3 separate regions of the Homo sapiens genome follow, and regions 1 and 3 are each linked to region 2. A link is a loop called in an ENCODE intact Hi-C map of the cell type or tissue named here. Cell type or tissue: CD4-positive, alpha-beta T cell. All regions are shown on one strand.

Region 1 (8,000 bases), 2.0 Mb before region 2:
TTCCTCCCTAGGTACATCCACCCCACCCCTCCACTTTCCTTCTTAGCCCTGAGCACTGTCTCAGTGAACACACTGGGGGCTGAATATCTGTGTCCAGCCCCACCATTCCCAACCAGTCTGAGACGTTTTTTCTTTTTTTTTGAGGTAGAGTCTCGCTCTGTCACCCAGGCTGGAACCACAGATGTGCGCCACCACGCAGGGCTAATTTTTGTAGTTTTAGTAGAGAGGGGGTTTCTTCATGTCGGCCAGGCTGGTCTCTAAAGCCTGACGTCAGGTGATCCGCCCCACTTGGTCTCCCAAAGTGCTGGGATTACAGGCGTGAGCCACCGCACCTGGCCTAACCAGTCTGGGACTCTTTAAGGCCAGAGAGTGATTTATATCCAGCACACAGACCCCTTCGCCACACACACACACACACACACACTTCCTATTCTGTTCTCATCCCACTAGCTTGACAGGAATGGCCCCCAAGCTGGGAACAGGTAGACATGCTATCACTGAGAAACAGGCCTTCATCCATACCCCACACAGCAGCCAGAGAGATCTTCTAAAACATAAATCAGATCATGTCCTCTCCCTGCTCAAAACCCTTCCATAGCTCCCCAGAGCCCCCAGACAAAGACAAAGCTCCACAGCCTCCCAAGGGAGGCCCTGCATGATCCAGGCTCTGTCACACCTCTGGCCTTTGCCCAGGACCTCCCCTGTCTGGAGGCCAGCTTTTACATCCACTACTCTGTGAGGCCTTCCTGGGCTTCTGCAGGTACTGCCTTTCAACTTCTCTTTCACCCCTGTATTGCCCTCAGGATACAGCTCAAAATCACAGAGCCCTACACCTGCTGGCTCCTCCCACCCTGCAGCCTCTGGCTCATTCGTTGTCTTGTATTCTATGTTTTTGTTTTTGTTTCAGATGGAGTCTCGCTCTGCCGCCCAGACTGGAGCGTAGTGGCACAATATTGGCTCACTGCAACCTCCAGGTTCAAGTGATTCTTGTGCCTCAGCCTCCTGAGAAGCTGGGACTACAGGCGCGCGCCATCACACCCAGCTAATTTTTGTATTTTTAGTAGAGATGGGGTTTCACCATACTGCCCAGGCTGGTCTCAAACTCCTGACTTCAGGCGATCTGCCGGCCTCGGCCTCCCAAAGTGCTGGGATTACAGGCATGAGCCACCATACCCTGCCAGTATTCTATGTTTTAACACACTGGATTTCTAGTTCTTCAAAAGCATCACTCTCCCGCTTCCCCGCCTTTGCACAGCTATTCTTGCCTGGAATGCCCTTCTGCTCCCTCGTACAGATGCCTCTGATCTCAGCTATACCCCAGGTTAAGCCACATGTCTTCACAGAGAAAGAGCCACTGGGGCAGGGTTCTGAGGCATGCATAGGAGTTTATTGGGTGGAAAAGGAAAACAAACAGCCTCGGAGTGGGTTTGTCTCTCCCACTGACTGGGAGCCCAGAAGGGTAGGGCTGGGGCCTTTCCTCCCACTCCTGACAGATTCCTATTGGTCCTTTAAGTCTCAGCTTAGACATTTCCTCCTCCAGGAAGCCTCTCTGTTCTCCCCGGCCCCAGATCAGGCACTTTCTCTGGGCTCTCCCAGGCCTCTGGGGTTCCTCCATCAAAGACCACTCTTGTCTCTCACTATTAATGTGTTTGTCTCCCCAACTAGACTCCAAGACCTAAGTCACCAGGGATTGCTGGAGCTGTCTCAGTCTGGGCTATGTCCAATGGGAAACATAATGTCTGGCACATGAATGACTGAAGAAAAATGCTTTTATTGAAGTACTTCACAAATAACAACAACAATAATCCTAATGCCATTTATTGAACAGTTACTATATGCCACACATCAGGCATGTTAAATACCTGTTTTCATTTCATTCCAACAACTCTATGAGGTGAGTACTGTTGTTATCCCATTTGTGGGGGAAGGAAACAGAACCTCAGAGAAAGAAAACCACCTGCTCAAAGTCACAAAGCTAATAATAAGAAGCCAGGCACAGTGGCTCACACCTACAATCCCAACACTTTGGGAGGCTGAGGTGCGAGGATCGTTTGAGCCCAAGAGTTCAGGACTAGCCTGGGCGACATGGTGAGACTCTGTCTCTACACACTCAGTTACTTGGGAGGCTGAGGTGGGAGGATCACTTGAGCCCAGGAGGTCGAGGCTGCAGTAAGTAAATTGTGTTGGTACCATTGCACTCCAGCCTGGGTGACAGAGTGAGGCCCCCATCTCAAAAAAAAAAAAAAAAAAAAGTAGTAGTAGTAGAACCAAATTCAAAGCCAAATGATTGGACCCAGACCCTGAGTTCTTAACAGTTACTCAGAAGGCCCGGCACTGATGCTCCTGTCTTGTAATTGTAAATCTGGGTGTAGGTGCATCTCCCCCACCAGACTTGGAGGCCTTCCAGGGCAGGGCCCAGGTTGGCTGCAACCCTGGGTGTCAGGCATTTTAGAGCAAAAGGCCTGGACCAGAACCGAGCTCTGGGAATGTGGTGAGTGGATGAATGCACACATGAATGAACTACCAGCGAATTAGTGAGTGACCCACGCGGCCCCACTCACCCTCGATGAGCCACTCGCAGTTGCCATTGACGCTGTAGTTGCCCGCACCATCCGTCACGAAGCCTGGCGCCTCCCGCAGCACCTGCCGCTGCCCCTTGCAGTCCCCCGCCCGGGCCCCAGGGGACAGCGACCCCAGCACGGCCAAGGCCAAAACCAGTGCCATGGCCAGAACCTTGCCCAGGGCCATCGCCGCCTCCTGCACTGACCCTTAGAGCGGGGACAGGCCGTAAAAACCTGGAGAGGACCCTCTACCCGGGGTGAGGCCCTGCAAATGCGACCTCTATAGGCATAACATGACCTTGTAGATCGAAGAGGTCCCGGAGACCCGGCAGTCCCGGCGAAGGGTACGGCCACTGCTGACAGGCTCTGGAAGCCGAGGGCTGAGCCCTATAGAGCGATGGAAGGCCCTGTATATGGAGTCATTATGGACGGGGCCGAACCCTAGGGACCGTAGGAGTCCCCTATAGACACAGGGCTCCATAGGGGGCCGATCCCATGAACAGTGCCCAGCATTACGGACTCAGGCTGCTGCAGGCCAAACGGACCTTATAGACGGGTGGGTCCCCAGGGGGCGAAGGGCTCTACGGCCCGGCAGGAGCCTCCATAGAGGCTGCGGGCCGGGACAGGCTAGGTTCGGATGGTCCAGGAGAGACTCCTCCAGCCGGGGGCGGGGCGCGAGCGGGTGCCGGGGGCGGAGCCCGTCTTCAGGGGTTCGGGCCTGGACCCCACAGACCCAATCCCTTTGCTCACCCACCCTCGCCTCCCTCCGAAGCCGGATGGGCCAGATCAGAGAGACGAGGGGACGCTTGGGCCAGAGCGGCCGCGGGAAGACCCGCTGTGGGAGGGCGAGGGGGCGGGAGCCGAGCAGCCGCTGTGGGAGGGACGGCGAAGAGGAGGCGAGAAGTTACAGAGCGGCCGGTCAGAGCGGCCCTGGGAGGACTGCGGAGCGCCCAACCCCAACCCTCCATAAAGGGAGACTTCCGGGGAAATCCCCGCCCATTTGTTCCCAACCGCATGCGCAGCAGCGTCCTCCTGGAGGGAGAGAAATACACATATGCGCAGTGCTAAGATCGTAACCCAAACTCTGGGTGCCTGTGGTTCAGCAAAGCATGGGCCACTGGAGGGCGCCTCTACCTCTGAGTGAGGAAAGGAAGGCAAAAATAAAGGAGCGGTGCAAGACCCTGCTAGATGTTTGATCATCTTCAATGTTCCCACATTCTGGGGCAACATAAAGATCAGGTTATACAGGCCCCTGCCTCCGGTTCCAAATTCCCATTTCACAGATGGACACACTGAGGTCCCGAGCCTGACATAGTTCTGGCTCAGCCCCGCCGCTGAACACCATCAAGATGCAAAAGAAGCCATGTTATAGATAAAAACGAATCCTTTTTTATTTTGGCAAGAAGGGGTAAAATGTCTTTCTGCCAGGGACCCGAGGGAAGGCCCCCGGAATGGAGATGCGGCAGATGGAGTACGGGTCCGAGGTCACAGATCCGAGGGAGGGTTTCAGGGTCGAGACCAGCATCGCAATATCCATCCCGGGGTCGCAGAGTCCTGGAGAGTCACAGGCAGGGTCCCGGCGGTCACCACGGGTGTTCCGGAGTCCAGCGGGGTCAGAGGTCTCGAAGGGGGCCAGGGGGCCGGAGGTCACGGAACAGCGGGAGCCCAGAATCCGGCGCCGCTCGGGGCAGGGGCTGAGGGAGGGGACGGGGAGAGCGGCTCCCGCGGGACCGTTTGGCACAGAGGGGAGGGGGGCGGGACGCAGCGTACCCAACCTGGGCGCGCGGGGTGGGAAGGGTCGGGAAGGCCGGGGATGGGCGAGCTCTCGGGCCGGGATAAAGCAGGGGTCCGGAGCCCGGCCGGGGCCCGGTCATGGCCCATGGGGCAGGGGCGGGCAGGGGTGCTCAGACCGGGGGTGCAGTGCCCCCGGCCGTGTGCATGCTGAAGTATTCGGTGAAGCCGGTGTGCGGCGCTGCCGTCTGGGGCACGAGCGGCTGGTAGGGCGGCGTCGGGCCGTCCCAGCCCGAGTCGGCCGCCTTGGGGAACCGAGCGGGAAGTGGGGGGGAGGCTGCGCCCGGCTCGGCCATGGTCACCACGCGGCCCCTCGGGGCCACCGCCGCCGCCACCGCTGTCTCCTCCACCTGCTTCCCGGCCTGGGAGGGGGGTCAGGGTCAGAGGCCGTCCGGGACCCTCGGGGGGCAGATGCGGCCCCGAAGGCCCGTCCCCCTCCCCCGGAGAACCCTTCCACCCCAGGTGTGGACGCACGTTGTCAGTCAGGGAAGGACTGGGTGGCGGGGCGCCTGGGCAGCGGGGCCAGGTACTCAAAGGGCGGCGTCGGGGCGCGCGGGGCGAACTCCGGCGGCGGCCGGGGAGCTGGGGGAGAGCCGCGGAAGGCGGGCGGTGGGGGCACGGCGCAGGGAGTCTGCGGGGGTGTGCGCAACAGCGCCAGAACCCAGTCAGGCAGGGTGGGCGCGGGCGCCAGGGGACGGTCGCGGCGCGGTGTTGGGGCGCGGGGAGTGCGAAAGGCAGGAGGAGGGCTCAGGGGTCCGGGCGCTGGGGGCGGCGGCGGGGCCGGGAGCGGGGTCAGGTACTCCAGGGGCGGCGCCAGCAGCTCCTCGGGCGCTGGGGCCGCGGGGCTTACGGAGGTGGCGGGCGGGGGGATGGAGAAGAGCTCCGTGAAGTTGGGCACCGAGTCGCTGATAAACGTCACGTTCCCATAGACGTGCTGCGGGAAGGCCTTGTCAGCGGATTGGCTCCCTCCGGGTCCAGGGACTCCGGCTGAAGCGATCTGCGACGTGCGCACGTGGTACGGGAAGTTCTTGTTGGCCGCTGATGGGCGGGTCATGATCTGAGGCCAGGGCCAGGAGCAGGTGTGAGAGGCACTGTCAGGCCGGAGGCTGTCCCCATAAACTTGGGGTCCGAAGGATTCCCTTTCAGTTGACATCCACCACACTTCCCTGAAGCCATTCACACTGGATTAGGCGTCCCCTCTGGGCTCTCCAAATGCCCTGGACCCTCACCTTTTCCCTTCAACAAAACTCGGCCTGTGCTTCCTCCATCAGAGGCCTGATCACTGAGCTGTCACTGATTGCTTAGGGTCAGCGTCCTGCACTGTATGATAGCCACTGGCTGCATGTAGCTTAAATTTAATCAAAATAAAATTTAAATTTTGGTCACACTCCTCACTACACACTCACTATGCACTACCCACATTCAAGTGCTCAACAGCCACATGTGGTTAGTAGCTCCCATATTGGAAAGTGCAGGTAATAGGATATTTTCATAAATACAGAAAGTTCAATTGGACAGCAACTAATAGACTCTAAAATGTCTCGATGAGGCAGGAACCAGACTCTTCTGTTCCCTACTGAGTCCCTAGTACCTTCTAGAACCATGCCTGGCGCATATAAGCCTTCAGTAAATATTGGTGGGCAAGGCGCCATGGCTCACGCCTGTAATCCCAGCACTTGGGGAGGCCGAGGCGGGCGGATCACCTGAGGTCAGGAGTTTGAGACCAGCATGGCCAACATGGTGAAACTCCATCTCTACTAAAAATACAAAAATTAGCCAGGTGTGGTGGTGCGCCTGTAATCCCAGCTACTTGGGAGGCTAAGGCAGGAGAATTGCTTGAACCCAGGAGGCAGAGGTTGCAGTGAGCCGAGATCATGCCACTGCACTCCAACCTGGACGACAGAGGAAGATTCCATCTCAAAAAAAAAAAATTTAAAATAAATAAATAAATAAATAAATATTGGTGGAATGTAGGGATGTCTGGTACCAGTTAGTCTGATAGGCTGTGAAGGCAGGGACTGGGTGTGACTCCACCGCCATATCCCGGAAACCTAACACAGCTCTTCTAAGGTTGTGCTGAAAAAAATGAACAAGGAGCTGAAAGCAATGAGCGTTGAGATACCCAGGTGGAGCTGTGCTGAGCTAACGTGAGCATCCTTAGGAAGGAAGCTGGCTGAGATACAGCAGGAAGGGCGCTGTGCTTGCCGTTCTGAGCCTGCATCCCGCCTCTGGGATCTGTAGCTCACTGAGTATGGGATCTGGGGCATGTTGATTAAACTCCCTGAGCCTCGCTGTGGGGAAAAGGGACTGTAGCGCCTACTTGGAAAGATGAGAGGGTGGAAATGAAAACCACTGGTGCAGAGCCCAGCACATGATGGGTTCTCAGCATTTCTCCTCTTTCTGTCCCTTTCTGACTTCCTGCAGAGCTTCAGGATAGACCAGCCTGGGAAGGTGAGCGAGTCTGTACCTATGTCAGCCTCTGAGGCAAAGGATGGGGACCTGTCCCCTCCCTCGGTGGCTGGGCCCACTCCCTACACGGGGTACGTTGTAGATCCCTGGAGTCAGAAGCTGGGACACTGGGTCATGCCTGTTGCCCTTTCTGGTTCCCCTTCATTTCAGACCTTGTGGTCTGCTGGAGAAGGATAGGGTTCAAAGTATTTGCCTGCCGCCAAAGGCCACGGAGCCCTGGCACGTCACTTCTCCTCTCTGGGCCTTAGCTTCCCCGCTCTGTGTAGTGGGAACAATGTCAATTATCCACCCTCTCCTGGAGCTGCTCTGACAATTAAACAAGAGGGCAGGAGTAAATGCATATGGATGTTCCTAGAATGAAACAGACTGGTTCAAGACAGGTGCCCAGTGAACAATTGATGAATAAATTAATGAATATTAGAACTGTCACCAAGAATGTCAGATAGGATGTGAACCAGGGCAAAGAATAGACGTGGTGGGGGCCAGGCGCAGTGGCTCACTCCTGTAATCCCAGCACTTTGGGAGGCCGAGGCGGGCGGATCATGAGGTCAGGAGATCGAGACCATCCTGGCCAACATAGTGAAACCCCGTCTCTACTAAAAATACAAAAAAAATTTGCTAGGCGTGGTGGTGGGCGCCTGTAGTCCCAGCTACTAGGGAGGCTGAGGCAGGGGAATGGCATGAACTTGGGAGGCAGAAGTTGCAGTGAGCCGAGATCGCACCTCTGCACTCCAGCCTGGGCAACAGAGCAAGACTCCGTCTCAAAAAAAAAAAAAAAAAAAAACCACTTAACCGGGCATGGTGGCGTGCTCCTGTAGTCCCAGCTACTCCGGAGGCTGAGGCAGGAGAACCTGGGAGGTGGAGGTTGCAGTGAGCCAAGATCGCGCCACTGCACTCCAGCCTAGTGACAGAGTGAGACTCCGTCTCAAAAAAAAAAAAAAAAGATGTGGTGCTGTACCCTCCTGTTGCCGACCCAGGAGCCCAAAAGCTTCACCCTGTGCCACCCCAGATGCTTCTTCCTGAACAGTGGCCTGTGATGGCAGAATTTGGGCAGGGGCAGGGGGAGAGTGGAGAGATCAAGGAGGGTGGGGAAGGCAGTGGGGATACAAAAGAGAAATGGAAGAATCTGGGGACACAGGGTCAGGAATGGAAATGGGAAGGGAGGGCAAAGAGAGAGGA
Region 2 (8,000 bases):
GCCTCTCCTGTTGTTCATCATCTGTAGATCCCCTGCTGCCTGCCCCCCACCGTCTGGGACAGCAGCTGAACCCCGTGGTGGCGCCGGCCTCTCAAAAATTCCGTTAGCATTTCCCTAGCCTGCCCTCAAATTTTATGACTATTTATTTATTTATCTGAGATGGAGTCTTGCTCTGTTGCCCAGGCTGGAGTGAAGTGGTGTGATCTCGGCTCACTGCAACCTCTGCCTCCCGGGTTCAAGCGATTTTCCTGCCTCAGCCTCCTGAGTAGCTGGGATTACAGGCACAAGCCACAACGCCCAGCTAATTTTATATAATTTTGGTAGAGATGAGGTTTCACCATGTTGGTCAGGGTGGTTTCGAACTCCTGACCTCAAGTGATCCGCCCGCCTCAGCCTCCCAAAGTGCTGGGATTATAGGCGTGAACCACCACGCCCGGTCTCGATCTTTGACAGGGATATTTGAAACTTTCTCCCAACATAAAGGATATGTGAGTGCGGACTGAAGAAGATTCTGGCTCTCTTTCCAATAAGGCTGCCTCTCACTAGTCGATCCTGGGTAGAAGTTCTGGAGCTGCCACAGCTCAGGGTGATGGCTTCATGTCACACTGGACCGCATCCCTCCTCGGCTCCACATCCTCCTGTGGCACCCACCTCACTGGGAGTAAAAGCCAGCCTTCTGCATGGCTCACAAGGCCTTCCACGATGTGCCCCATCACCCCTCCAATGTCGTCTCTTGCCCCTCTCCTCTCTCACTGACCTCCTTGCTATTCCTTAAATATTCCAAGCTTGCTCCTACCGCAAGACTTTTGCTTTTGCTGTTCTCTTTGCCCAGCATGCTGTTCCCCCAGAGGGCCATGTCACTCTTTCTTTCTCTCTCTCTTTTTTTGAGACAGAATCTCGCTGTCGCCCAGGCTGGAGTGCAATGGCGCAATCTCAGTTCACTGCAACCTCCGCCTCCCTGGTTCAAGCGATTCTCCTGCCTCAGCCTCCTGAATAGCTGGGATTACAGGTGTCTGCCACTATGCCTGCCTAATTTTTTGTAATTTTAGTAGAGACGAGGTTTCACCATGTTAGTCAGGCTGGTCTCGAACTCCTGACCTCAGGTGATCTGCCAGCCTTGGCCTCCCAAAGTGCTGGGATTATAGGCATGAGCCACTACGCCTGGCCGTTTTTTTGTTTTGTTTTGTTTTTTTGTTTTGAGACAGGGTCTCCGTCTGTTGCCCAGGCTGGAGTGTATTGGCAAAATCATGGCTCACTGCAGCCTCGAACTCCCAGGCTCAAGCGATCCCCCCACCTCTCAGCCTCCCAAGTAGCTGGGACCACAGGCGCACACCACCATACCTGGCTAATTTTTGTAGAGATGGGGTTTCGCTATGTTGCCCAGGCTGATCTCAAACTCCTGAGCTCCAGCGATCCACCTTCCTCAGCCTCCCAAAGTGCTGTGATCACAGGCGTGAGCCACCGTGCCCAGCCCTACTCTCTCTTCTCCTTCAAGTATTTGTTTCAAATGTCACCTTCTCAGAAAGCTTTCCCTGACCACCCTATTTAAAACTATAACCTTGACCCCACATTCCCCATGCCCCTTCTAATACATCCAATAATCTACTTACCTATTTACCCATTGCCTCTTACCCCCACTAGAGTGTAGTACACAGTCCATAAGGCCAGATTTTTTTTTTTTTTTTGAGATGGGGTCTCACTCTGTCACCCAGGCTGGAGTGCAGTGGTGCGATCTCAACTCACTGCAGCCTCCGCCTCCTGGGTTCAAGCAATCCTCTCACCTCAGCCTCCCGAGTTGCTCAGATTTTAGGGGCGCGCCACCATGCCTGGCTAATTTTTGCATTTTTAGTAGAGATGGGGCTTCACCATGTTGTCCAGGCTGGTCTCAAACTCCTGGTCTCAGGTGATCCACCCACTTCACCTCCCAAAGTGCTTGGATTACAGGTGTGAGCCATTGCGCCAGGCCGAGATATTTTTGTCTGTATTGTTCATTGAGGTATCCCCAGTGTCTAGCAGTGTTGGGCACATATATAGTACATGCTTAAGAATTATGTGCAGAATGATTAATTTGTGTTTTCATTCCCATATTGCAGATGCAGTAACTGAGGCGCTGGGAGGTTAAGTTAGTTGCCCAAGATCATGCAGTTTTTTTTTTTTTTTTTTTTTTTGAGACGGAGTCTCGCTCTTGTTGCCCAGGCTACAGTGCAATGGCACGATCTAGGCTCACTGCAACCTCCGCCTCTCAGATTCGAACGATTCTCCTGTCTCAGCCTCCCGAGTAGCTGGGATTACAGGCATGTGCCACCATGCCTGGCTAATTTTGTATTTTTAATAGAGATGGGGTTTCTCCATGTTGGTCAGGCTGGTCTCGAACTTCCGACCTGAGGTGATCCGCCCGCCTCGGCCTCCCAAAGTGCTGGGATTACAGGCGTGAGCCACCGCGCCTGGCCTATTATTATTATTTTTTTTTGAGACGGAGTCTCGCTCTTGTTGCCCAGGCTGGAGTGCAATGGCGCGATCTCGGCTCACTGCAACCTCCACCTCCCCGGTTCAAGCCATTCTCCTGCCTCAGCCTCCCGAGTAGCTGGGATTATAGGCATGCACCACCACGCCCGGCTAATTTTGTATTTTTAGTAGAGACGGGGTTTCTCCATGTTGATCAGGCTGGTCTCGAACTCCCGACATCAGGTGATCCGCCCACCTTGGCCTCCTAAAGTGCTGGGATTACAGGCATGAGCCACCGCACCCGGCCGAGGGTGACATGGTTAATAACAATATTAGCCAAAAACACCATGTCAAGCTGAGCCTACCACAAGAATAAACTCACAGAATCGTCACACTCAGCCCTGATGTGGATGTCCCCGTGTGCATTTTGCAGATGAAGCTGGGATTGGAAAGGTGCCATAAGGCAGTCAAGGTATCCAGAGGTGTAGTGGTGGGGCTGGGATTCTGACACACCCCAGGTAATGGGCTGCAGTACCCCGTATGTTATGTGAGATGTGACACGGGGAAATGACGAAGACACGGAGGGAAGAAAAATAACTGTAAGGCTGGGTGGCTCCTTATGGGGAAAACTGGAAGCATGAGGAGTGGATGGTGACTGGTCAGAGGAACAGTGATGCCAAGGGAGGGACAAAGACACAAGGGGTAATGATGACGTAAGAGTTGCATTAGCGCGATTTAAGAAGAGCGATGGGGACAGTAGCCATGCGAAGGTGACTTGGGGGTATGATGAGGGTTTAAAGAGAAATGAGGATTTTATAAAGGAGAAATGGCAACAAAAGCAGGATGCAGGTAACATATGGCGATGACGAATTTAAAGGGAGCGATTACGACCTATGGTGGCAAAGAGGGCTTACAGGGAACGAAAGCGAGTTAAGGGCGTTGATGACAACAAGAGGAGTTGTGAGGATTTAAAGAGGGTGATGGCGACAGAAGGAGTTGTGAGGATTTAAGTGGGATGAGACAGAAGGAGAGGAATGGTGACATAAAGAGACCGAGGACGACATAAATTATAGCGTGGAAGACAACGCTATAATTATATATATTATATTCCATATATTATATTCCATATAATATATATTATATTCCATGCATTATAGCGTGGAAGACAACACGAGGAGGGTAGCCGAGGCGCCGCGCCCCCAGATCGCACAGTACCTGCACTCCACGTCTCCCACTCCGAGACCCAGCCCCACACGCACCTTCCAGGCTGTATCCCCGCCTGACGGCCCCTCCTAGCCGCGCGCAGGCGCACTACGGCTAGACTGCAGGCCGGCGGGGGCCAGGCATGCGCCTTTCTCATTGGCCGCGCCGCTTGCTAGCTTCGGGCGGAGGGGAGCGCCGGGCCGACGGTGGGCGGTCACGTGACGGTTACGACTGCACTCTCGCTGGTGTCGGTGGGCGGTCACGTGATGGTTATGGCCGCACTCTCGCTGGTGGCGGCCTGTTGGGGTAGAGCGGCCGCGGACGAGTCAGTTCAGCTTCCGGCGGTGAGAGGATGCTTCCGGGGCGGGCAGCCCGGGCCGGGGGAGGAGTGTCTGACAGTTGGCGCCGCCGGGAGGGAGGGCGGGCGGCGCGAGTGGGCGCGGGCCCGGTGGGCCAGGTGAGGCGCGGGCCGGGGGTGGTGGGACTGGGCCGGTTGCGGTAGGGACGGGTGGCGTCCGGGTGTCTGGACTCAGTTCGGGCTCCGTTGTACGGCTTCGGACTTACGATTTGTTTCTTTGAGCCTCAGTTTCCTCCCCTGTGGAATGGGGGTTAGAATCCGACTGTATCACCGGCTTTATAAATGGGAGTGAGAAGTCAGGTCGTGTACGTTGGATGCCTTAGCTCAGCGCCTCCGCATAACGCTCACTTCGTTACTATACTATTATTATTAGTATTGATGTTTGAGCGCTTAGTATGAAAAATTGTTGGGTTTGGAAGCCGTCGAATTTTGGTTCAAGTCCCGCTCCACTGTGCGGCAGTGGGGCCTGTGTCTTCGCTTCCTTGAACCCCGTTTTTTCTCATCTGTACAATGAGAGCAGATAGTCCCAATATCATAGGGTCGTCTTGAGGATTCTGATGAAATCTGTGTGTGTAAAGATTTTAAGCAGAGGGGCTGGCACAGTGAGAGCTCGTGGATTGGGACTATAATGATAATGATTCTGAGAGTCATTGGTGTAGCTGGGAATTCCAGGGAAGCTGGGGGAGAAAGCTCAGAGACAGCAATAGGAAAAACTTAGAATTGGAGCCGGGGAAATCGACATCCTGTCACTTACTATTTGACCAATTTTGCTGAGTCCTGAAGTACTAGTTTTTTTCTTTTTCTTGATAATGACTAGTGCATTTTTTTCCCCAGTAAGTTAATTTGAGAAGGCAAATTTGCATTGCTGTCTTCTTCTTTTTTTTTTCTTTGAGACGGAGTTTCGCTCTTGTTGCCCAGGCTGGAGTGCAATGGTGCAATTTCGTCTCACCGCAACCTCCGCTTCCTGGGTTCAAGGGATTCTCCTGCCTCAACCTTCCGAGTAGCTGGGATTACAGGCATGCGCCACCACGCCCGGCTAATTTTTTTTGTATTTTAGTAGAGACGGGGTTTCTGCATGTTGGTCAGGCTGGTCTCGAACTTCTGACTTCAGGTGATCTGCCCGCCTCTGCCTCCCAAAGTGCTGGGATTACAGGTGTGAGCCACCGTGCCCGGCGCATTGCTGTCTTCAATGGAAAACTAGCATTGCTGGCCATGAGAGGAAGGAAAAGTTCAGGTAAAATACAATGGAAACTGAACAGCCCATTACATTGTACACTGAAATGGAAAGATAATTGAAAAGGAATACTACGTATTCCCTTTGAATAGGGATACTGTTCAGAACCTGTACTGTGTGATTCCCTGTTGTCAGATCCCATGGACCCCCATTAAGTTGTCCTTATACTTGTTCCCAGCTCACACTTTGTATAAAACTAGCATTAAGTCAGTGACTGTCCCACTGTTTCCCTAGCTTACTGAAGATTTGTTTTATTTGATGCACACTTAACATCGCACTTAACCACCTGCCGTGCATCTTTGTTCTAAGGACTCTGTTTATTAACTCGTTTAATCCTTGTAACACCTTTAAGAATGGGTCCTTGGCTGGGCGTGGTGGCTCACGCCTGTAATCCTAGCACTTTGGGAGGCCGAGACGGGCGGATCACGAGGTCAGGAGATAGAGACCATCCTGGCTAACACGGTGAAACCCCGTCTCTACTAAAACTACAGAAAATTAGCCGGGCATGGTGGTGGGGGCCTGTAATCCCAGCTACTTGGGAGGCTGAGGCAGGATAATTGCTTGAACCTGGGAGGCAGAGGTTGCAGTGAGACGAGATCACGCCACTGCACTCCAGCCTGGGCGACAGAGTGGGACTTCATCTCAAAAAAAAAAAAGGGTCCTCTTTTTTTTTTTTTAAGATGGTGTTTTTTTATTTTTATTATTTATTTATTTATTTATTTATTTATTTATTTATTTATTTATTTGAGACAAGGTCTCGCTCTGTTGCCCAGGCTGGAGTGCAGTGGTGCGATCTTGGATCACTGCAACCTCTGCCTCCCGGGCTTAAGCAATTCTCCTGCCTCAGCCTCCTGAGTAGCTAGGATTACAGGTGCCCACCACCACGCCTGGCTAATTTTTGTATTTTTAGTAGAGAGGGGTTTCACTATGTTGGCCAGGCTGGTCTTGAATTCCTGACCTCAGGTTATCCACCTGCCTCAGCCTCCCAAGGTGCTGGCCAAGAATTGGTAATCTTACTTTTTTTTTTTTTTTTGAGATGGAGTCTCACTCTGTTGCCCAGGCTGGAGTGTAGTGGTACAGTTTCGGCTCACTGCAACCTCTGCCTCCTGGGTTCAAGTGATTCTCCTGCCTCAGCCTCCCGAGTAGCTGGGATTACAGGTGCCTGCCACCATGCCCAGCTAATTTTTTGTATTTTTAGTAGAGGCGGAGTTTCGCCATGTTGGCCAGGCTGGTCTCAAACTCCTGACCTTGTGATCCACTGCCTTGGCCTCCCAAAGCGTTGGGATTACAGGCATGAGCCACTGCGCCCAGCCACCTTTCCTTTTTTTTTTTTTTTTTTTGAGACTGAGTCTTGCTCTGTTGCCCAGGCTGGAGTGAAGTGGCGTAATCTTGGCTCACTGCAACCTCTCCCCCCCCCGCCCCGGGTTGAAGCGATTCTCCCACCTTAGCCTACTGAGTAGCTTGGATTACAGGCATACACCACCATGCCTGGCTAATTTTTGTATTTTTAGTAGAGATGGGGTTTCACCATATTGGCCAGGCTGGTCTCGAACTCCTGACCTCAGGTGATCCACCCGCCTCAGCCTCCCAAAGTGCTGTGATTACAGGCGTGAGCCACCACGCCCAGTTTTTTTTTTTTTTTTTTTTTTTTTAACAGTGACAGGGTCTCGCTATATTGCCCAGGCTGGCCTCAAAATCCTGGGCTCCAGAGATCCTCCTGCTTCGGCCTCCCAAAGTGCTGGGACTACAGGTGTGAGTTACTGTACCCGGCCTTACCATTCTTATTGTGCAGTTGAGGGAAGTGAGGTCAGAAAGGTTAAGCTACTTGTCCAGAGTCAGGATTAGGACGTGGTAAAATTGGGATTTGGATACAGGTCTTCTAAGGGCTTAGCACATGGAGTCTGGTATGTGGTAATCCCTTGAGTTTTGGGAGCTGCTGTCTTTAAAATCACTATTATAATTTTCACTATTCGGAAAGTCAGTGCTGGAGATGGGCTTTTAAGATTGTGGAGAGAGGAAATTGAATTCAGTAGGGTCTGTAGCACTTGGGGGAGAATACCAGTACTTAAAGGATTCTGGTTAGCATTAACTGAGACATTGAAAAACAGACCATAGTACCTGGCTGGTAGTAATCCCTCAATCAGCATGAACCATAGCCATTGGACTGCGTGGGGTCCAAGTCCTGCTGCTTCCTTTACTTGCTATATGATCTTGAACTCCTAGGCTCAAGGGATCCTCCTGACCCTAAAGTGCTGGGATGACAGGCCTGAGCCACTGTGCCCAGCCTTTTGCTGTGTGATCTTGGACCTGCCATTCTCATCTGTAACTTTCCGAGGGTGGTTGTGAGGAGCGACTGAGATGTGTATATGCTCAGTTCCTGGTACATAGTAAGCACTCAATGGGACCTATTCCCTGGACGTCAGAATCAGGAAGAACTTGTTTTTGAATCCCAGTAAGGTCAGTTGCTAGATGTGCCATTTGACAAACGACTGCACCTCAATGAGTCGGGGTTTTTCATCGATAAAAACAGGGCTAATAATAGTCCTCACTTGCTGAGCTGTTGGGATGCATCTGCATGATGCTTGGCGCTGGTCCTGATGCATAGTTAGTGCTTGGTTTGTGAGATGTTCTGTCTGACTTACTGAGACCTCTCCGTGCTGTTCTTTGAGAGATGCATGTTGTACTGTATTTTATTTCATTATTATTTTTTGAGACAGAGTCTTGCTCTGTCACTCAGGCTAGAGTGCAGTGGTGTGATCT
Region 3 (8,000 bases), 160 kb after region 2:
CAGGGCATGTGCCCCACTGTTCCCCTTCCCCAGATCTTTGTAAAGCTGGGTCCCCTTTGTTCAGGTCTCTGCTCAAATGTTGCCTTCCCTGACCACCCGATCTAAATAAAGAGAACCCTCTGCTCCAGCCTTTGCCTTAGTCCACTGAGAGCCCCTGATACTCTCTGAAATTTTGGTATCCATCTATCCATCATTTATTCCTGTTCACCGGAATATAAATTCCATAGCTGGGGGAGGGAGAAATCTTGCCTTGTTCACTTCTGTAATCCCAGAGCTGAGGCAGTGCCTAGTAAGAGTAGGCACTTAAGAATTACTGGTGGAATGAACCAATGAATGAATGATGGCAGATGAGGCGCTCCTTAGGGTAGGATGAGTGGGGAAGCAGTGCTGTGGAGGCGCTGTGTCCTCTGTTTCTGGCACAGAGCAGACCCATCACCCCGGGAGGAAGCCCTGGCCATAAGAGGCCCACTGACCCTTTGACCAGATAGCACTGGCTACAAAAAACCTGGGGGTGTGGGGCGTGCTGTCAATCAGCAGAGGTGAGGAAGGGCTGAGGAGTCCCAGCCTTCAACAGGAGCATGCTGGGTGGCCCTGCCTCCATTTACCCAACATTTCAGAGGTGCTGGGGCATAAGCATCAGTTCCCCAGACACAGCACCAGCTCTGGCACATCGTGGTCACATGTTAGCTTTTTTTTTTTGCGATGGAATCTTGCTCTGTCACCCAGGCTGGAGTGCAGTGGTGCAATCTCGGCTCACTGCAACCTCCACCTCCTGGTTTCAAGCGATTCTTCTGCCTCAGCCTGAGTAGCTGGGATTACAGATGCATGCCACCATGCCCAGCTAATTTTTGTATTTTTAGTAGAGAAGGGGTTTCACCATATTGGTCAGGCTGGTCTCGAACTCCTGACCTCGGGTGATGCACCCACGTCGGCCTCCCAAAGTGCTGGGATTACAGGCGTGAGCCACCGCGCCCAGCCAAGCTCTCTGTTGATATACAAATGTCAGGCTTGGGAGGCAAGGAAGATGCAGTCCCTCTATTCTAGGGGCTTACAATTGCTATGGGTGGGGAATAGCAATATATTCCTAAAAATAGTGGGATGGATTAAAATAAATTTCAAGATGTAGAAGTGACAGAAATCAGGAATAGATGAGATGTGGGTGTTGAGAGCAAAGGGGGCACCTTCACATTTTGGGGCTTAACTGTGAGTGACGTGAGGGCCGGGGACATGCTGGCCTTCTCCACTGCTGATGCCTTTGCTTAGCACATGATCTGGCCTGGTAAATACCAAATGGAAGAATGAACAAATGAATGAAGAAATGAAAGGGAGTGAGATGGGGCACAGCACGAATGGGAGAGCCAGGAATGTAAGATTTTTTTTTTCTTGCTGTATCCCTGGGACAGGGTCTGGCACACAGCACTCTGGAAATATCTGTGGAATGAATGAATGAAATTGCTAGCCTGTGAGTACTGTCAGGGCAGAAACCATGGCTGTCTTACTCCCAGCTGGGCTCCTGCTTAATAGGTGCTCAATTAATACTTGTTGACACCACATGAAGCTCTTCCATCTAGAAATGAGTCTTGCAGAATGTTCCCTTCTACCTGGCTCCATTATTTATTCAACCAACCAATCAACTTTGGAGAACCTATCAGGCAGCCTGGAAGCTTTTATATAAGCCACATCAATTTAATTCCTCCCTCATCTTTTCCAGTTTGCCTTGGCCAGCTCGGCCTATGAAGACTCCAGGAAATGGTTCTCAACTGGGGGTGATTCTGCCCCCCAGGGGACATTTGCAATGCCTGGAGACACTTTTGGTTGTCATAGCTGGGGAGAGGGGGCAGGGAATGCTAATGACATCTAGTGGGAAGAGGCTAAAGATGCCGCTAAGCAACTCACAATTTACAGGACAGCCCCTACAACAATGATCTGGCCTCAAGTGCCAATAGTGCTGGGGTTGAGAGACACTGACTCCAGACGGGGTAGGCTCTTTTTGTCTCTGCCTGGTGGACTCTGGCAGCATGGCTGGATGGCAAGCACCTTGAAGGCAGGCACTGCATCTGTCCTGTTCATGCAGGGAACGCAGGTGTTCATGGATACATGTTTACTGAGCGATTGTGACTCTGCAGCCTGGGAGGCAGGTAAGTCCTTCAACCTTTCTGAGCCTCCTTTTTCTCCCTTAAGGCAGGCAAGGCCTACCTCACCTTCACCCTGAAGGTATCATACTGCTGCCCCTTCTCACTCCAGGCACAGTGTCATCTGGTGTCCCTCACCCTGTTTCCCACCACCTAGGCCTGGCCTTGAGAGGTTCTGTGGAAGGAATTTTGGGGAGAGGACACCACTTACTGTTGATGGACTTGAGGTCCCGGTGGATGATGGGCACAGGGGCATCATTGTGTAGGTAGTTCATGCCCCGGGCCACCTGCACAGCCCAGTTGACCAGCACGTGAGGTGGCACCCGGCGACCTGCCAGCACCCTGCTCAGTGCACCACCCCGGGCATACTCCATCACTAGGCAGAGGTGTGGGGGGTTGAGGCAGGCGCCCCTAAGGGCAATTATGTTGGGGTGCTGCAGGGCTCCAAAGAGCCGGGCTTCCTGGCACACCTGCTCCGCTGTCACTGCCGGGTCCTTCTCAGGGTCCAGCCGGGCGGCCTTGACTGCCACCTCCTCGCCACGCCACAGGGCCCGATAGACCTTGCCAAAGCCCCCCACACCGATGATCTCCTCTAGCTGCAGCTCGTGGAAGGGGATCTCCTGGGGCAGCTGGAGGCCCGCGGGTGCAGCGGGGGCGCCGGGGGCCACGTAGTTGCTGGGGAAGACGCCCACGCGGCCGCTGGGGAGCTGCCCGGTCCACCAGCCCTCGTCGCCGGACACCGCACAGTCTTGGGAAAGCACCTGGACGCGATCGCCCCTCCGCAGGGTCAGCTCCTCGTCGCCCGCCGCCTCGTAGTCGAACACCGCGGTCCAGACGGGCCCCGCGGGGGTCGTGCCCCACTCCTTGGCCACCGCCCCCTCCTCCTCCTCCATGGGGGAGGGGCCGGGGGCTGCGGGAGGCCGCTTCACACAGGCTGCCCGCGGGATGCAGAGGGCGGGCCCCGGCGGCCGGGATGGAGGGCAGTCCCTGCGGGGTCTAGGGAGCTCCTGAGGGCCATGGCTGGGGCGCCCTCCGCAGGAGCAAGAAAAAAAACCCTTTCAAAGGGCAGGCTCGTCCCTTCCGATTTGGCTGTACGGGCGGGGCGGGGCGGGGTGGGAGTGGGGCGGCAGGTTCACCCGTGCCCCCCAAACGGCAGAGGGCTAAGAGGGCCTGGCCGCGCGGCTCTCGAATGCCCGCCGGGGTCCGCCGGTGGGGGACGAGGGCGAGGGCGGCAGGCAGTCCCCGTTCCCCGCGCCGCTCACCCCGCGCAGCTCCACCGGCGGCCCCCGGCTCCGCATCCCGGGCCACGACTGCCGGGCCGGGCGGGGGTGGCGGGGCCCCTGGGGCGGCCGCCCCGGGCCGGGGTGGCGCGCCCCTCGGCCTCCTCACGCGCGGGGCAGCCGGGCGGCCCCCATCCTTGGCACCGGCCTCCCGGTCGGCCCCAGCCCCTGCCCCCCGCCCGTGCTGCTTCCCCGGGCCACCGGCGGGGCCCGAGTGACGTGTGGGCGCCGCCGCCGCGGTGCCTCCTGGGAGTTGTAGTCTCCGGCCGTGCGGCCTCGGGGCCCGGCTCTCAGCGCCCTCCAGCAGAGCCCCGCGGCCAGCCTCGGGCCGCAATGGACATGACACCCCACGAAGCCGAAGGAGTCCTCCCGGGGAGATGAGCCCGGCCTCGGCCCCTCCTTCGGACGCGGCGTAGCGGGCGCCCGGGGCGGGGGGAAGCGCTCCTCACAGACCCTGTGGGGGCCGCGGCCCAGGATGGGTTGGACTGCAACGGACGCGATTAGCAACGCGAAAAATAGGAGCTGCGTGCATGACTGTGACTGCCCGGAGCCGCGAACGCAGCCTGGACCTTATCCCTGAGGCAGGACGGCCCCTCGGACCCCCCGACCGAGATGTACGCTGGGAACTGTAGTCCGCGCGGGGACCTGGCGCTGCAGGGGGCGGCCCCCAAACAGCGGGCTGCGGGCGTCGGCGGGTGGTTGGAGCAAGTTAGGGGTCGGGCCGGTGGCGGGACTCTGCGGGGAAGATGGGGCTGGGAGGATGTGTTTAGTGTCCCTGGGGATGTCACAGCCACGTCTGCTTTCCCCACCAGCTCTGGGTTCCTCTGCTGAAGTCAGAACTCCTGCTCTTGAGAATCCCCGATTCCTATTTTATAGGAGTTTCAATTTCGGGGAGCTTAATGTGCATGTTGTATTCAGTGCTTTGTACACGTGGTATCGTTAAGTCTTCACAAAGAGCCCCATTTTACAGATGACTCATAGAGAAGTGAAGTCATTTGTGCAAGGCTACAGAGCTATAAATGGCAAAGCAAAAATGAAAGGCAGTTTTAAAAATTAACAACCAGGCCGGGCGCGGTGGCTCACGCCTGTAATCTCAGCGCTATGGGAGGCCAAGGCGGGCGGATCACGAGGCCAGGAGTTCGTGACCAGCCTGGCCAGCATGGTGAAACCCCCGTCTCTACTATTTAAAAAAAAAAAAAAAAATTAGCCGGGCGTGGTGGTGTGCGCCTGTAATCTATCCCAGCTACTCGGGAGGCTGAGGCAGGAGAATCGCTTGAACCTGGGAGGTGGAGGTTGCAGTGAGCCAAGATCACGCCACAGCACTCCAGCCTGGACGACAGGGCAAGACTCCGTCTCAAAATAAATAAATAAATAAATAACCATCGCCACGATTAACAAAAACAACAACAACAAAAAAAAAAACAACAAAAAACAAACAAACAAAAAACCCACTGCCTTTCTATTTAAAGAATGAGGAAAGTAGGTCCCGCAGAGGTTCAGTGACTTCTTCAAGATCTCTAAGCTTGTAAGAGGCAAAATTCTGGGTCTTTTTACTTGGCCTCTCCTGAGTGGTATGGGGTCTAGAGGGAGGAGAGAAGAAGAGGAAATAAGAGGGACTCTAGTGCCCAAACTCCAGAGAACTGCCCCTCAGGGTCCTTGGGGAATTGTTCCATTGTCAGAGGGAAGTGGGTTACCTGGTCTCCTGGCTACCTAGCAGGGACACTCGGAGCATATCAAAAATGCTTGTTGGAAGAGAGAGCCCCAGCTTCATTCTGAGTATAAGTGTTTCTGCTATAACCTGCTATATGCATTCTTAAAAAACCTTCAGTTCTTCAAAACGGTGCACTAAAATTAACAAGACTTCATGGAAAAAATAGAGTTAGAGACAGATTGCTCAAAATATATGCAACTAGCTGGGCACGGTGGCTCATGCCTGTAATCCCAGCACTTTCAGAGGCCGAGGAGGGAGAATTACTGGAGTCCAGGAGTTTCAGACTAGCCTGGGCAACATAGGGAGACTCCGTCTCTACAAAAAAATAAAAAATTAGGCGGGTGTGGTGGTGTGCACCTGTGTTCCCAGCTACTCGGGAGACTGAGGTATAGGGGTATTACCTGAGCCCAGGAGGTCGAGGCTACTGTGAGCTGTGATTGTGGCACTGACTGCACTCCAGCCTGAGAGACAGAGCGAGACCCTGACTCAAAAAAAAAAAAGTAAAAATAAAAACCTGTATACAACTTTTTTTTTTTTTGAGATGGAGTCTCACTCTGTTGCCAGGCTGGAGTGCAGTGGCACGGTCTTGGCATACCACAACCTCCGACTCCCTGGTTCAAGTGATTCTCCTGCTTCAGCCTTCCGAGTAGTTGGAATTACAGGTGGGCGCCACCATGCCCAGCTAATTTTTGTATTTTTAGTAGAGACAGGGTTTCACCATGTTGGCCAGGATAGTCTCGATCTCCTGACCTCGTGATCCGCCCGCCTTGGCCTCTCAAAGTGCTGGGATTACAGGTGTGAGGCACCATGCCCGGCCTCTTGTATACAACTTTATATTCAGAGTGCTACAAAACCAATAATGATGCTAATAGAAACACTAGAATAGGTAAATTTCCATGAGCATTTGCTTTCAGCAGCACTTTGCAGCCTTGAAGGTGGGGCTTATGCTTCCTCTTTGGGGATGCTGGTTGGAGATATTAACTATTGATGGGGATCATTTTCATCAAAACTCGAAATGTGATCCAAGGTGTGATCTTTTTCATTAATCTGTTATTTTAATATGGGAGAAATATATTTGCAATTTCTTCATCTGCATTCATGGATTTGCCATAGGCATAACACTGTGACAAATATGGTGGTCTTTGAAGTCACTAAACCAGCCACCGTGGATCCAAAGGAAGACACTTCTGTAGATTTGCAGCTTTTTCCTCTGAAGATCTTCTTTTAGTACTAAGGCTTCCCCTTTAACTGTGAGAAAGCTTGGCCCTGATTGCTTCAAAATGTTAACTTCCTGGAGAAAATTGCATGTTAACCAACATGCTTGTGTTATGCTGACATCATTACTCTGTTTACCAATCATTTATGGGGTGATTCATCTCAAAGAAGCAAATAGAGGGTGGGGGCGGTGGCTCACACACCTGTAATCGCAGCACTTTGGGAGGCTGAGGCAGGCAAATCACCTGAGGTCAGGAGTTTGAGACCAGCCTGGACAACATGGTGAAACCTCATCTCTACTAAAAATACAAAAATTAGCCAGGCGTGGTGGCAGGTGCCTGTAATCTCAGCTACTCAGGAGGCTGAGGCAGGAGAATCGCTTGAACCTGGGAGGCGGAGGTTGCAGTGAGCCGAGATCGAGCCAGTGTACTCTAGCCCGGACGACAGAGGGAGACTCTGGAAGAAGCAAATGGGCTGCAGAACAGGTTGTCTCTGGGCCCGGTGCGGTGGCTCACGCCTGTAATCCCAGCACTTTGGGAGGCCAAGGCGGGTGGATCACAAGGTCAGGAGTTCAAGACCAGCCTGGCCAACATGGTGAAACCCTGTCTCTACTAAAAATACAAATTTAGTCAGGGCATGGTGGCAGTCACCTGTAATCCCAGCTGCTCGGGAGGCTGAGGCAGGGGAATCGCTTGAACCGGGTGGCAGAGGTTGCAGTGAGCCGAGATTGCGCCACTGCACTCCAGCCTGGTGACAGAGTGAGACTCCATCTCAAAAAAAAAAAGAAAAAAAATTATCTTGGATTTGGCTGCCTTGTTGAACTCACTCTTGCTTGTTCTAGAATAGCTTGACAGATAATTCTCTTCGATTTTCTAGCTAGATGATCCTGTTGTCCAGAAAAAAGAAAAAAATTACAGCTTTAAAAAATCTGATGTCTATGCTTTTTTTCTTAATCCTCTCCTCTTTGGCTAGGAGTTCCAATACAATGTTGAATGGCAGTGGTATTAATGGACAATTCTTGTCTTGTCCTAGACATTTAAGGGAATGATCCTAAGGTTTCATCATTAAATATGATGCTTTCAGTAGATTTCTAGTAGAAGTCCTTTATCAGGTTCTATTCCTAACTTGCTAGAGATTTTTCTTTCTTTCTTTCTTTCTTTCTTTTTTAAATGCAGGTGTTACATTTTATCAAATGCTTTTTATGCATTTATTTATGCAATCAGATGGTTTTTCTGCCTTTAATCCATTAATGTTGATTATCTCCTCTTTCTTGCTTTCACCATTGCTGGATTTGATTTAATAATACTTTATTTAGGGTTGTTTTGCATTTCTTTTCTTTTCTTTTCTTTTTTTTTTTTTTTTGAGACAGCCTTGCTGTGTCATCCAGGCTATAGTGCAGTGGTGATATCTCAGCTCACCCACCTCCTGGGTTCAAGCGATTCTCCCACCTCAGCCTCCAGAGCTGAGACTATAGGCGCATGCCACTGTGCCCAGCTAATTGTTACATTTTTAGTAGACATGGGGTTTTGCCATGTTGGCCGGAGTGGTCTCCAAATCCTGGCCTCAAGGAATCCACCTGCCTTGGCCTCCCAAGGTGCTGGGATTACAGGCATGAGCCACTGTGCCTGGCCTGCATTTGTTTTCATAAATGGAATTTTCTGG

Evidence for each region. Hi-C counts contacts between places; a loop is a spot of excess contacts. Peaks named below come from ENCODE experiments on the same cell type or tissue, not always from the same donor. Only the 100,000 strongest peaks of a DNase experiment are listed, where the experiment ranks them.
Region 1: a loop joins it to region 2, with 6 times the contacts of the local background. A loop is called at or near these places in 3 of 110 quality-filtered maps.
Region 3: a loop joins it to region 2, with 8 times the contacts of the local background. A loop is called at or near these places in 5 of 110 quality-filtered maps.

What each region holds. Positions count from the first base shown.
Region 1 is chr19:42,320,992-42,328,991 of GRCh38, reverse strand. TMEM145 (transmembrane protein 145) reads right to left here. Exons shown (of 15, transcript NM_173633.3): 14 at 5,203-5,409; 15 at 3,928-4,255. The coding sequence ends at 4,175. It overlaps MEGF8 (multiple EGF like domains 8), which reads right to left and starts at 3,357. Exons shown (of 42, transcript NM_001271938.2): 1 at 2,562-3,357. The coding sequence starts at 2,748. RefSeq lists silencers at 2,692-2,761, 2,772-2,841, 3,062-3,201, 3,242-3,431. In CD4-positive, alpha-beta T cell, CTCF peaks have their summits at 2,592, 2,798 and 3,698 (motif pointing right); DNase peaks (open chromatin) are centred at 3,561, 4,171, 4,351 and 5,262; H3K4me3 peaks cover 2,258 bases; H3K27ac peaks cover 567 bases; H3K27me3 peaks cover 1,603 bases.
Region 2 is chr19:40,344,429-40,352,428 of GRCh38, reverse strand. It overlaps C19orf47 (chromosome 19 open reading frame 47), which reads left to right and starts at 4,032. Exons shown (of 9, transcript NM_001256441.2): 1 at 4,032-4,105. PLD3 (phospholipase D family member 3) reads right to left here and starts at 3,734. Exons shown (of 13, transcript NM_012268.4): 1 at 3,661-3,734. RefSeq lists an enhancer at 3,788-4,077 and a silencer at 4,068-4,157. In CD4-positive, alpha-beta T cell, no CTCF peak of the experiment used is centred here; DNase peaks (open chromatin) are centred at 3,148, 3,318 and 3,878; H3K4me3 peaks cover 1,982 bases; H3K27ac peaks cover 1,208 bases.
Region 3 is chr19:40,187,057-40,195,056 of GRCh38, reverse strand. MAP3K10 (mitogen-activated protein kinase kinase kinase 10) reads right to left here and starts at 3,631. Exons shown (of 10, transcript NM_002446.4): 1 at 2,344-3,631. The coding sequence starts at 3,025. RefSeq lists silencers at 2,934-3,233, 3,504-4,003 and an enhancer at 4,164-4,403. In CD4-positive, alpha-beta T cell, no CTCF peak of the experiment used is centred here; DNase peaks (open chromatin) are centred at 2,876, 3,646, 4,056 and 4,376; H3K4me3 peaks cover 2,199 bases; H3K27ac peaks cover 1,401 bases.